Linked DNA regions of Homo sapiens: regions 1 and 3 are each linked to region 2. A link is a contact called in ENCODE Hi-C or POLR2A ChIA-PET data. All regions are on one chromosome and are shown on one strand. Each heading gives the region's core, a stretch centred on a gene start or an enhancer-like site at or near the end of the contact. The rest is flanking DNA. Distances are from core to core; before and after follow the strand shown.

Evidence for each region. Hi-C counts contacts between places; a loop is a spot of excess contacts on that map. ChIA-PET counts read pairs that join two places held with the same protein, here RNA polymerase II (POLR2A). Pooled maps may share reads with other maps.
Region 1: a loop to region 2 is called in a pooled map, with 2.0 times the contacts of the local background. The contact joins two enhancer-like sites. A Hi-C loop is called at or near these places in 1 of 168 maps with a recorded cell type or tissue (astrocyte of the cerebellum) and 5 of 50 pooled maps. POLR2A ChIA-PET finds 5 or more read pairs at or near these places in 7 of 52 experiments (B cell, BJ, GM12878 and 4 more).
Region 3: a loop to region 2 is called in a pooled map, with 4 times the contacts of the local background. The contact joins the promoter of SETD4 here to the enhancer-like site in region 2. A Hi-C loop is called at or near these places in 4 of 50 pooled maps. POLR2A ChIA-PET finds 5 or more read pairs at or near these places in 6 of 52 experiments (CD4-positive, alpha-beta T cell, CD4-positive, alpha-beta memory T cell, GM12878 and 3 more).

The regions. Positions count from the first base shown.
Region 1 is chr21:36,252,733-36,256,782 of GRCh38, forward strand. DOP1B (DOP1 leucine zipper like protein B) reads left to right here. Exons shown (of 37, transcript NM_001320714.2): 23 at 1,040-1,177. Among named protein-coding and RNA genes, the nearest start is that of MORC3, 65 kb to the right of the region's middle. RefSeq lists enhancers at 1,319-1,418, 3,189-3,238. Within about 2 kb of position 2,384, at least 3 of the 41 ENCODE cell types and tissues checked have a DNase peak (open chromatin) inside an H3K27ac peak, as active enhancers do; they include B cell, where a contact is called at or near this core.
Region 2 is chr21:36,171,773-36,175,761 of GRCh38, forward strand. All of the region lies in intron 2 of DOP1B (DOP1 leucine zipper like protein B), which reads left to right. Among named protein-coding and RNA genes, the nearest start is that of DOP1B, 17 kb to the left of the region's middle. Within about 2 kb of position 2,244, at least 7 of the 41 ENCODE cell types and tissues checked have a DNase peak (open chromatin) inside an H3K27ac peak, as active enhancers do; they include B cell and CD4-positive, alpha-beta T cell, where a contact is called at or near this core.
Region 3 is chr21:36,058,017-36,062,047 of GRCh38, forward strand. It overlaps SETD4 (SET domain containing 4), which reads right to left and starts at 2,510. Exons shown (of 12, transcript NM_017438.5): 1 at 2,331-2,510; 2 at 800-908. The coding sequence starts at 872. SETD4-AS1 (SETD4 antisense RNA 1) reads left to right here and starts at 2,588. Exons shown (of 3, transcript NR_186380.1): 1 at 2,588-2,605. RefSeq lists enhancers at 2,283-2,432, 2,463-2,512.

The DNA.
Region 1 (4,050 bases), core at 1,134-3,633, 81 kb after region 2:
AACTCCTGACCTCGTGATCCGCCTGCCTCGGCCTCCCAAGGTGCTGGGATTACAGGCGTGAGCCCAAAGATAATATCAGTTTGTATTTTGCCCGTTCTTTATCCACTTGACTGGTCCATGATGAAGTCCTGCAGGGGTCGGCTTACCTTTTTCAACCTCAATCCTCTTCCTTTGTTCCCTCCCACCCCTGCTCCATCCCCTGCTCGGGATCTGCTGCTGCACCTCCTTGACACTCCCCCAGTGCTCAGCCTTTGTGGCAGACATGGGCGCCTGTTCTCTGAGGAAGAGTCAGTGGTCAGTGTCCAAGGCCACCCTCCTGAGCGCCTGTCGGCTCCTTCCCTGGTGAGGAACCTGGTGCTAGTTGTTTTTCTTCCAAATGCCCATGACCAGGGTATGCAGACTTCTGTCATCAAAAATATGCCTCCCATACCAGGGCTTTCCTTCCAAGGCTAGCAAATGGGAGCCTGGTTTATCTGTTTTTACTTCCTGTCTTCGTATTTTTGATTCCATCTCTTGTTTCCTTCAAATTTAGTATATTTGTTTCTAAAATGCTTTCTACTAAATTCAAACATACCACTATTACAGCCCCATCATGGCCTGCACCTTTTATTCCTAATTTGTATCAAATTATGTTGTTCCCCTGGGTGGAGCCTTTACCTAGTTCAATAGGAAATGTTTGTTTAAGAGATTAAAACAGGCCGGGCGCGGTGGCGGCTCATGCCTGTAATCCCAGCACTTTGGAAGACCGAGGCGGGCAGATCACCTGAGGTCGGGAGTTTGAGACCAGCCTAGCCAACATGGCGAAACCTCATCTCTACTAAAAATACAAAACTTAGCTGGGCGTGGTGGTGGCCAAGATCGCACCACTGCACTCCAGCCTGGGTGACAGAGTGAGACCGTGTTTCAAAAAAAAAAAAAAAGAGATGAAAACAGATTGATTTCTCCAGGGACGACTACTGTAGAATACAATAAGGATGTGTCATCCTTATTTTTACTTTCTCTCTATAAGCTTTCAAGGAACTTTTTTTTTTCTTGGCAGATTATCCCAACGGCAAGTGCATCCCAGCTAACCCTTGTCGACTTGGTGTGTGCACTCAGCACCCTGCAGACTGACACGCTGCTGCACCTGGTGAAGGAGGTGGTGAAGAGGCCACCCCAAGTCAAAGGGGGTGATGAGGTGAGGAGCCTGGGGAAGCCTCTGGGCTTCTGCAGATTAGTGGGTGGCATTTGTCATAACTCTACTTCCTTATAAATCGTGTTTGGGAGGGAAGGATAGGTAACAAGAGCTAGTGGGAATGCTTGGGGTAGTGAAGTGGAGGTGCTGTTTGCTGTGCTTTGGGGGAGACCTATGAAGATCTGGTGCTTCTTTTTTAAGTTGGGAACTGCCTGAGGTCAGGGGCTCTCATTCCTTGTACCCTGCTGCTGAGGACACTGCCTGGTACATGGGTTAGCGCCTTCTGGGCACCAAGTGGAATAAAATCTTTAGAAAGAGGAAATGGCACCTGCCTCAAGGAGCTCGCAGCCATAAAGATGCCAAAGATAAACAAAACCAGACTCTAGTGAAAGATGGTAAAGACAGATGTGATTCAATAACCACTGCGGTAAGGGAAAGTGTTGGGTTCAGTTTAGATTTGTGTGGAGATGACTGGGAAAGGATGAGGGAGGAGGGAGGGGGAAGGAGCAGGAAGTTTAAGGAGAGTTGGAGAAGTAGAAAATTACAAAAGAGCAGGTGGGGAGGCTGCTCAGTCCATAGATGTGATTAGGCCATCTGGGTTTGCTAACTGGGGCTTATCCAAATGAGGCTCCTACCCTCCCACAGAGGCTGGGAGATCGAGACTCTGTCTTTCTTGATGATTCTGTTTCAAAGGGATGGCTCCCAGGTCCTTGAGAAACACATTCCTAGGTTGTGGGAGACACATACACATCTCAAAGGGACAGAGAAAGTATTTATCATTGTAAACTTAAAAGAAAATGCTCTAAGAAAGGGAGGTCAGGGGTCTCGCAGGAACAAACAGTAAATTATTTGGCAACCTTGAGCTTTCTCGGACAAGTGTTTGAAGAGGACTGGTGTCCCCATCCTAGGGATCCATGCTAGTGTTGTTTGGGGCTGTGGGGGTGGACAGAATCATTTGTCAAGCAGAGGGCTCAGAGGAGCCTAGCTAGAATCAGCTCAAGGAGAGAGTCTTTGTCAAGGGCAAATTAAAATTTGTGTAACTTTTTTTTTTTTTTTTTTTTGAGACACAGTTTCACTCTGTCACCCAGGCTGGAGTGCAGTGGTGCGATCTCAGCTCATTGCAACCTCCACCTCCTGGGCTCAAGTGATTCTTGTGCCTCAGCCTCCTGGGTAGCTGGGAGTACAGGTGCATGCTATCACTCCTGGCTAACTTTTGGTTTTGTTTTGTTTTGTTTAGTTTTTTCGAGATGAAGTCTCACTTTGTCGCCCAGGCTGGAGTACAGTGGTGCAATCTCAGCCCACTGCAACCCCGCCCCTGGGGTTCAAGTGATTCTTGTGTCTCAGCTTCCTGAGTAGCTGGGATTACAGGTGCGCACCACCAAGCCCGGCTAATTTTTGTATTTTTTTTTTTCTTTTAGTAGAGACGGGATTTTGCTATGTTGGCCAGACTGGTCTTGAACTCCACTTGCCTTGGCCTCCCGAAGTCCTGGGATTACAGGCGTGAGCCACCGTGCCCGGCCAAAATTTGCATAATTTTTTTTAAAACTTTTTTTTTTTTAAGACAGGATCTCACTGTCACCCAGGCTGCAGTGCAGTGGCACAATCACAGCTCACCATAGCCTCGACCTCCCCAGGCTCAAATGATCTTCCCAAATAGCTGAGACCACACATGCACACCACCACACCTGGCTAATTTTTATATTTTTTGTAGTGACGGGGTTTGCCACATTGCCCAGGCTGGTCTGGAACTCCTAGGCTCAAGCAATCCTCCTGCCTCGGCCTCCCAAAGTGCTGGGATTACGGGCGAGAGCCACCATGCCTGGCTGCATAATTTTTTATAAAGGTAGAAAATAAATGTCAGAGAACATAACTAATGATAGACACTCTGAGAAAGAGGAGATTTCATCTGGCTGCTGTGAAACAGAAACCTTCAGGGTGATGTCATTGAACCGAGAAGTTCCTTGTAATTTTTCTGCTCAATTTCATTACAGCAGCCTGGAGGGCCCATGTTGTCTAGAGAGCTTCTTCAATTATACACGGTGGATTTAAAACAGGGCAAGCTGTGTGGTTTAATATTTGCATTCCCTTAGAGTCTTCTATTTCTGTTTTTACCAAAGCAGTCTTCATCATTGAAAGCAGCAGAGCTGTTTTGCTCTTAATTAACTAATTTAATAAAAACCAGGGATTTATTTCAATCTTGAAATAATTGCCTTCTGTCGAACAGTTTAAAATCATACAGTTAGCAAAAATTTAAGAATAATCTAAATGAAAATTAGGGGGGCCGGGCATGGTGGCTCATGCCTGTAGTCCTAGCACTTTAGTCCAGGAGTTCGAGACCAGCCTGGGCAATGTAGGGAGACATCATCTCTACAGTAAATTTAAAAATTAGCTGGGTGTGGTAGTGCACACCTGTAGTCCCAGCCACTTGGGAGGCTGAGACAGGAGGATCAGTTGAGCACAGGAGTTCGAGGTTGCAGTGAGCTATGATTGAGCCACTGCACTCCAGCCTGGGTGACAGAGTGAGACCCTGTCCAAAAAAAAGAAAATTCGTGCAATGGAAAAAGTGATTATTAAAAAATATAGCTATACTTGAACAGGTGTTTGTGTACCGATGTTCATAGCAGCATTATTCACAGCAGCCAAAAGGTGGACGCAATCCCTGTGTGTCTCAGTGGGTGTGCGGATAACAAAGTGAGATCTGTGCGTGCAGCGCGTTAGTACTCAGCCTCGAGAGGAATGAAATTCTGACACGTGCTACACAACATGGATGTCAGATCCTCAACATGGATGAACCTTGAAGACATTAAGTTGAATGAAATAAGCCAGTCACAAGAGGACTAACACAGTTCTATATCTGGAAAAAAAAAAACAACTGT
Region 2 (3,989 bases), core at 994-3,493:
GCACTTCGTTATAGCAGCCCTAGAATGCTATGACAGTGGTAGGACAAGATCTGTTAACACCTCAGTGCTGGGGATAAGGCATTGAACACTAAGCCCCTGCTCTCATGGAAAGAAATGACGCTTTCTTGGCGAGAGACAGACGACAGATGACTGTGTGATGTCAGATGCTGAATGCTAAGAAGAAAAATAAACTGGGGAAGTGGGGTATGGAGGAAGGAGGAGGGAGTGCTATTTTAGACAGAGAGGACACTGACAGCGTGACCTTAAAGCAGAGGTTGGGGTGAAGTGAGCAAGCTGGTGGGAAGGGCAATCTGGGGCATGGGCCTGTGTCCAAGGCATGGGAAGGGGACAGGAGTAGCCAGAGGACAGAGTGACCAGAGATACAGCAGGGTCAGGCCACTGATAGGATTTTGCTCTGGCGGGGAGGGGAAGCCACTGAGCTTCCTCCCAGGGAGGCTGTGAGCAAGGGAACCTCTGCCTCACCCATTCCAAGAATTCCCCGGGCCGTCAGCAAGCACAAGAGCCAGTGTGGATGCCCGCACCATTAGGCCTGAGATCAGTTCCTGCCGTTACTGGATGTGGAGGGTTTGGATGGTGCTGGAGGGAGCACATCTTGATCAGCATCAGGAATACTTGGTTCTGTGAAACTTGCAACTTCTGCATTCAAGGGTCCCTGATAGGAGTTGGTATGAATAAAGAATTTTCTTCACTGGGTGCAGTGATGCATGCCTGTAATCCTAGCACTTTGGGAGGCTGAAGGCAGAAGGATCACTTGAGCCCAGGAGTTTCAGACCAGCTTGGGCAACATGGCAAAACCTTGTCTCTCCAAAACTACAAAAATTATCTGGCCATGGTGGTGCACACCTGTAGTCCAGCTACTCAGAAGCCTGAGGTGGGAGGATCCCTGGAGCCTCAGCCTGGAGCTCTTGCACCACTGCACTCCATCCTGGGTGACAGAGTGAGACCCTGGCTCAAAAAAAAAAAGGAATTTTTTTAAGGCTTTGGTGATCGTCACATTTCTTGGACTTATGCACAGAAATTCAGTGAGTAAGAGTTGAGAGTTGGGCGGGGCGCAGTAGCTCACCCCTGTAATCCCAGCACTTTGGGAGGCTGAGGCAGGTGGATAACCTGAGGTCAGGAGTTTGAGTCCAGCCTGGCCAACATGGTGAAACCCTGTCTCTATTAAAAATAAAAAAAATTAGCCAGGCATCGTGGCGAATGCCTGTAGTCCCAGCTACTTGGGAGGCTGAGGCAGGAGAATCGCTTGAACCTGGGAGGCAGAGGTTGCAGTGAGCCAAGATTGCACCACTGCACTCCAGCCTTGGGGACAGAGGAAGACTCTGTCTCAAAAAAGAGTTGAGAGTTGAATTAGCAAAATTCTTTATAATACAGATTTAAACAATGATATAGGACACAAAAGCTTAGGGTCAACATTCTTTTTTTTAAGGTAGGTAACTAAATGTTATAATGCATAAAACTTAGATTTGGAGGAGAAGACTCATCCAGTCAACCCTTTTTTCAACTAAGAAAACTGGTTCCCAGAAGGTCTTGGTATGTCCAGCTGTAGACAGATTCTAATGGTATCATTTTCAAACTTGCTCAATGTTTCAGCATCATTTTTAGAATTTTTCTGTGTTAGAGAATAGTTTATCTTTTTTTTTTTTTTTGAGATGGAGTCTTGCTCTGTCGCCCAGGCTGGAGTGCAGCGGCCCCGTCTTGGCTCACTGCAAGCTTCGCCTCCTGGGTTCAAGCAATCCTCCTGCCTCAGCCTCCCGAGTAGCTGGGACTACAGGCGCCCACCACCACACCCGGCTAATTTTTTTTGTATTTTTAGTAGAGACGGGGTTTCACCGTGTTAGCCAGGATAGTCTCGATCTCCTGACCTCATGATTCATCCGCCTCGGCCTCCCAAAGTGCTGGGATTACAGGCGTGAGCCGCCGCGCCCGGCCCAAGAAAAACATTTTCATCAAGTGCCCTTTTGAGCCCTGAACCCAGGTGCTCTACCAAGCCTGATTTACAGCTTTGATTTTGGAAGTGAAGGCTAATAGAAATAAATTAACTCTGGATTTAAAAATCTTATCATTAAAGCTCTTTAAAAAAAAAAAAAAGTTATAATGGTCCTAAATGAACCAGTTTTTTTTGTTTTTTGTTTTTTCGCTGCTTTTATCTGATGACACACTACGGTTTCACAGAGCAGCCATGAACAGGAAGGGCAGCATGAGGTCTGTGGTGTCACACAGTTCAGCTTCCGGAGTCTTCATCAGTTAGCTACAAGCACCTCCTGTTTAAAGCAGAGCCTCCTGATGGTGTGTTTCAGAATTAGTGCTGCAGTGTGGTGGGAAGAACACGGGTTGGAGCTTGGAGACCTAGTGAACTACTCCAGCCCTTTACAGATCGGCTGCAAGAACTCTTTACCTAAAAACTTGGTGAGAGGCCAGGCGTGGTGGCTCACGTGTGTAGTCCCAGCACTTTGGGAGGCCAAGGTGGGTGGATTACTTGAGGTCAGGAGTTTGAGACCAGCCTTGCTGACATGGCGAAACCCCGTCTCTACTAAAAATGCAAAAATTAGCCGGGCGTGATGGCAGGCACCTGTAATCCCAGCTACTTGGGAGACTGAGGCAAGAGAATTTCTGGAACCTGGGTGGCGGAGGTTGCAGTGAGCCGAGATTGCACCACTGCACTCCAGCACTCCAGCCTGGGTAACCAAAAACCAAAATAATAAATAAATTAATAAAAACTTGGGTGAGTCCAACAGAATCCTTCTTCTTTTTTTGAGGCTGGAGTGCAATGGCATGATCTCAGTTTACTGCAACCTCTGCCTCCTGGGCTCAGGCCATCCTCCTGCCTCAGCCTCCCAAGTAGCTGAGACTACAGGCATGTGTGCGCTACCATGCCTGGCTAATTTTTGTATTTTCTTTTCATAGAGACAGGGTTTCACTATGTTGCCCAGGCAGGTCTCAAATTCCTGAGCTCGAGTGATCCTCACAAAGTGCTGGAATTATAGGCGTGAGCCACCGTGCCTGGCCGGGATCCTGATTTTTTACCCCTGCCTGAATCAACTCCTCTTCCCTGTTGACTAGTATTAGTTCACATAAATCCTCTTCAGCCTGGAGTCTGTGTTAGTCTGCTAGGGCTGCCATAACAAAATACCACTGGCAGAGTGGATTAAACAACAGATTGTTTTGTTTCACAGTTCTGGAAGCCAGAAGTCCAATATCAACGTGTCGGCAGGGTTGGTTCTTCTGAGGCCTCGCTGCCTGGCTTGGAGATGGTGTCTTCTCCCTGGGTCCTCACAGGATCATCCCTCTGGGTGTATCTGTATCCAGATTTCTTCTTCTTCTTCTTTTTTTTTTTTGAGATGGAGTCTCACTTTGTTGCCCAGGCTGGAGTGCAGTAGCACGATCTTGGCTCACTGCAACCTTCACCTCCCAGATTCAAGCGATTCTTCTGCCTCAGCCTCCAAAGTAGCTGGGATTACAGGTGCCTGCCACCACAGCCAGCTAATTTTTGTATTTTTAGTAGAGATGTGGTTTCACCATGTTGGCCAGGCTGGTCTCGAACTCCTGACCTTAAGTGATCCGCCCGCCTCGGCCTCCCAAAGTGCTGGGATTACAGGCGTGAGCCACCACGCCTGGCCCAGATTTCCTCTTCTTACAAGGACACCAGTCAGACTGCATTAGGGCTCACCCTAACTGCTTCATTCTACTTTGATTACCTATTTAAAAATCCTGTCTCCGGCCGGGTATGGTGGCTCATGCTTGTAATCCCTTGGCCTATGGGAGGCCAAGATGGGTGGATCACTTGAGGTCAGGAGTTCAAGACCAGCCTGGCCAACATGGTGAAATCCTGTTTCTATTGAAAATATAAAAACGAGCTGGGTATGGTGGCGCATGCCTGTAATCCCAGCTACTCAGGAGGCTGAGGCAGGAGAATCACTTGAACCCAGAAGGTGGAGGATGCAATGAACCAAGATGGCACTGCTGTTCTC
Region 3 (4,031 bases), core at 1,260-3,759, 110 kb before region 2:
GAATTTGAAGTCATAAATTTACATCCAAACATTGATATCCTACAGATAGCTGAAGGTCAAGACCAGAAAAAGAAAGTTGGGAGTCATCCCCAGAGAAGACAGTTGAAACAATGAGTTAGTTATCTTCACATTCCCACCAGGATCTAAAAGAATACAATGGCACCATTAAAAAAGAGTGTTATTTAAGAAATATTCTCTTTGGGCTGGGCACAGTGGCTCACACCTGTAATCCCAGTGCTTTGGGGAGGCCAAGGCAGGAGGACCACTCGAGCCCAGGAGTTCAAGACCAGCCTGTGCAACATAGACCCTGTCACTACAACAAATTTAAAAAAACATTAGCCGGGTGCAGTGGCATGTACCTGTAGTCCCAGGTACTTGGGAGGCTGAGGCAGGAGGGAGGCTAAGGGAGGAGATCACTTGAGCCTGGGAGATCAAGCCATGATCACGCCACTGCATTCCAATCTGGGTAACAGAATGTACCTTGTCTCCAAAAAAAAAAAAAAAAGAAAGATTCTCTTTGAACACTGTGTGCCTTTGAGAAAAGCTATGTGTTAGGCCGAGCATGCTGGCTCACGCCTGTAGTCCCAGCTACTTGGGAGGCTGAGGCAGGAGAATCGCTTGAACCGGGGAAGCAGAGGTTGCAGTGAGCCAAGATGACACCACTGCACTCCAGCCTGGGTGACAGAGCGAGAATCCGTCTCAGAAAAAAGAAAGAAAGAAAGAAAAGCTACGTATGAACAAACAAGCAATCACAAAAGGATTTCTTTTTTCATTACTGGTACTAAAAGAAAAACCATACCTCCTCTTGATTCAGAACTTCCGCAGAGTTTTCGTCTTCTGATCCGGCTTGTTCTCCCTTTTCCTTTCTGCATGCTAAAACTGTAGTTTCTTTTTTCTGAAATACAGTTCTATTTTTTCAAAAAGGACAAAACTGTAATTTCTGTGGAAATGCTCAATCTAAAATAAAAAACATTTCTTTGATTTACTTTCCAGTTATATGATAATCACTGTTCTTTGTACCTTTAAGTATACAAATGTATGTTTTGGTAAACTGTTTCTCTCAAGTGCTTTTGTACATGAAACGTTTATACTGTGAGCTAAATCATGATCCCTACAGTAACAGAATTCCCATTATATCAGTCCCTCTAAAACAGTTTTATCTTGCAGACCTAGTGACTACAGCTTAATCTACTAAAAATACAAAAAATAGCTAGGCGTGGTGGCACACGCCTGTAATCCCAGCTACTTGGGAGGCTGAGGCAGGAGAATCGCTTGAACCTGGGAGGCGGAGGTTGCAGTGAGCCGAGATCGCGCTACTGCACTCCAGCCTGGGCGACAGAGCGAGGCTCCGTCTCAAAAAAATAAAAAAATAAATACATAAATAAAAATAAAATAATGGCTGGGTACAGTGGCTCACGCCTGTAAAACCAGCACTTTGGGAGCCCGAGGCGGGCTGAGGTCAGGAGTTCAAGACCAGCCTGGCCAACATGGTGAAACCCCGTCTCTACTAAAAATACAAAAATCAGCCGGGCGTGGTGGCAGGCACCTGTAATACCAGCTACTGGGGAGGCTGAGGCAGGAGAATCGCTTGATCTCAGGAGGCGGAAGCTGCAGCTAGACGAGATCACGCCACTGCACTCCAACCTGGGCGACAGAGCGAGACTCTGTCACAAAAAATAAATTAAAAAAATAAAAATAAAAAATAAATCTACTTCTAAAACATACGAGGGCAGAAATGAGCAAGAGACAAGAACTCCAGGCAATATTAATACCGCACTTCCGCAGTATAAGGTTCATTATTTGACCTAACGAAAGTCGGCATGTCCAGCTCCAGAGGCGAACGGCGGCTGGTTCGGTGCGGGTCCCAGCGCTCAGTCCACAGACCGCGCCGGGAAGTGTCCCCAAGACTCCCGGGCCCTCGCGCGAGCTGTCCACCATCACCCTGCTGAGGACCACGTGAAGCCCGGTGACCGCCACAGACACAGGCACCGTCCCCGCCCCCATAGTCCTCAAACTCTAGCCGTGAGGCCGTCCTACGGTCCGACACACACCGCTCCCGCAGCCATAGGCCAGCCAGGCGAGCATCGGACCTCGGGCCTCAGGCTCCTCAGCTTTACGCAGCGCGCCGGAGCAACATGCGCTAAGTGTAGGACTCCACAAGATGAGAGGTTACTGCAGCGCACACGATAATGCCTGCCCTGGAGGGGACCTGCGACCTAAACTCAGTTCTTTTTACGCTGATGAATGAAAGACTAAGGAACGCACCCCGCCGACTCTGCTCCCGTTACCCGGGCAACTGGAGGCCCGACCCGGAAGTCCTACTAGCTCACCTAGGCGCCGGCGGCCGCTTCCAAGATGGAGGCTGCAGTGGGCGGGCCCAAGGCACGTGGAAATACCAAACAGCCCCAGATGAAGGCAAGTTAAAGGAACCGGCCAAAACTGCAGAGGGAGAGGCTGAAGGCTGTCGCGCCTGCCTGGTGTCCTTAAGCAATCCAAGTCCTCAGTCTCCCGGGTCCGCCCCTTCCGCCGCGGGCGGCAGCTTCCGGCTCGCGCATGCGCAGTGTTCGCGGACTCGCCGCCAACGCCCAGTACAGTCGGGGACGAGGTCGGCACACCCACAGCCCCATAACCCCTACGTCGAGTCAGGGGTCAGAAAACCCAGTAACCCGCAGGCGAGCAAGCTGCGCACTGAAAAGCCGGCCTGCGGAGTCTTTCCTTACGAAGTTAAACCACCTAGGGCGCGCGGCCCTGTTCGCCCAGACCTCGGGCTTTCCTGCCAGGCTGGGTTTGCCGGGTCGAGTCACTTTGCTCGCCAATCCCCGCCCCCATTCCACCGTTTCATTCTGGCCCCAGGACCCGCCTCACAGGAAAATTCTAAATAATATATCTAAATACCCCTTCTTCCAATAGCGGGAGCTCGATTTCTGCCCCACCCACCCCCACTTTGATTATGGGCTATGCCTAGTAACTTGATTCCAAAGAGTACAGCCTGGAATGGTGTTGGGGACTACAGTGGAGAAACCTGGCAAACAGTACCTTACCGGGTGGTCAAGGATAACATCAGGAAGAAATCATGCTGATAGCATGTTCCTGTGGTGTCTCTCTCCAAAACCCTTCTATGGAAATCTTCTATGGGGGAAAAAAAATTAGTACTCCTAAACATGTTTTCTGTCATGAAAAACAAGTACAGTTGTCCCTTAGTGTCCGTGGGGGAATGGTTCCAGGACCCTGCGGATACCAGAATTAGAATGCTCAAGTCCCTTGTATACAATGGTGTAAACCTAAGTAACAAAAGAGGCTCCCTAAAAGAAAATGAGATTTATCTGGGAGTAGCATTGCAATGGGAATATGCATGCCATAGTAAACTGTGTGCGTTTTGGGGGAGGTTGAGGCAAGGAGATGTTTTTAAAAGGAAAATGAAGATTATATGAATTGCTTTAAATCAATTATCTTTGGCTAAAAGAATGAATAACAAAGGTAGCATCAGTCCAAAGTTGCTGGACAGATGTCCTTGCAGAAGGATTTTCTGTGTTTAAGATTGGGCCTTTCTGCAAGGTTAGGGTCTTTTGTGACAATTCTTGTTATGAGGCGTAGTGCATGAGAACCCTTCCTTCAAGGCCTTCCCCAGCTGCATTTATCAGGGTTTTGACACAAGTGACTCCATTTTGATTCTGCAACTTTCACAATGGTGTAATATTTGCATATAACCTATGCACATCCTCCCATATACTTTAAATCATCTCTAGATTACTTATAACATCTAATACAATGTAAATACTATGTAAATAGTGAAGGGGTGGCCTGCCGCTCCACACCTGTGGGTGTTTCTCATCGGGTGGGATGAGAGACTGAGAAAAAAAAGAGACACAGAGGCAAAGTATAGAGAAAGAAAAGTGGGCCCAGTGGACCGGCGCTCAGCATACGGAGCACAAATCCTATTTAAACTACAGATTCTAAACACAAATGATTTTATTCACCCCTGCCCCCCAACACTAAAAGATTTAAACACTAACATAGTTTCTAACAGCTGT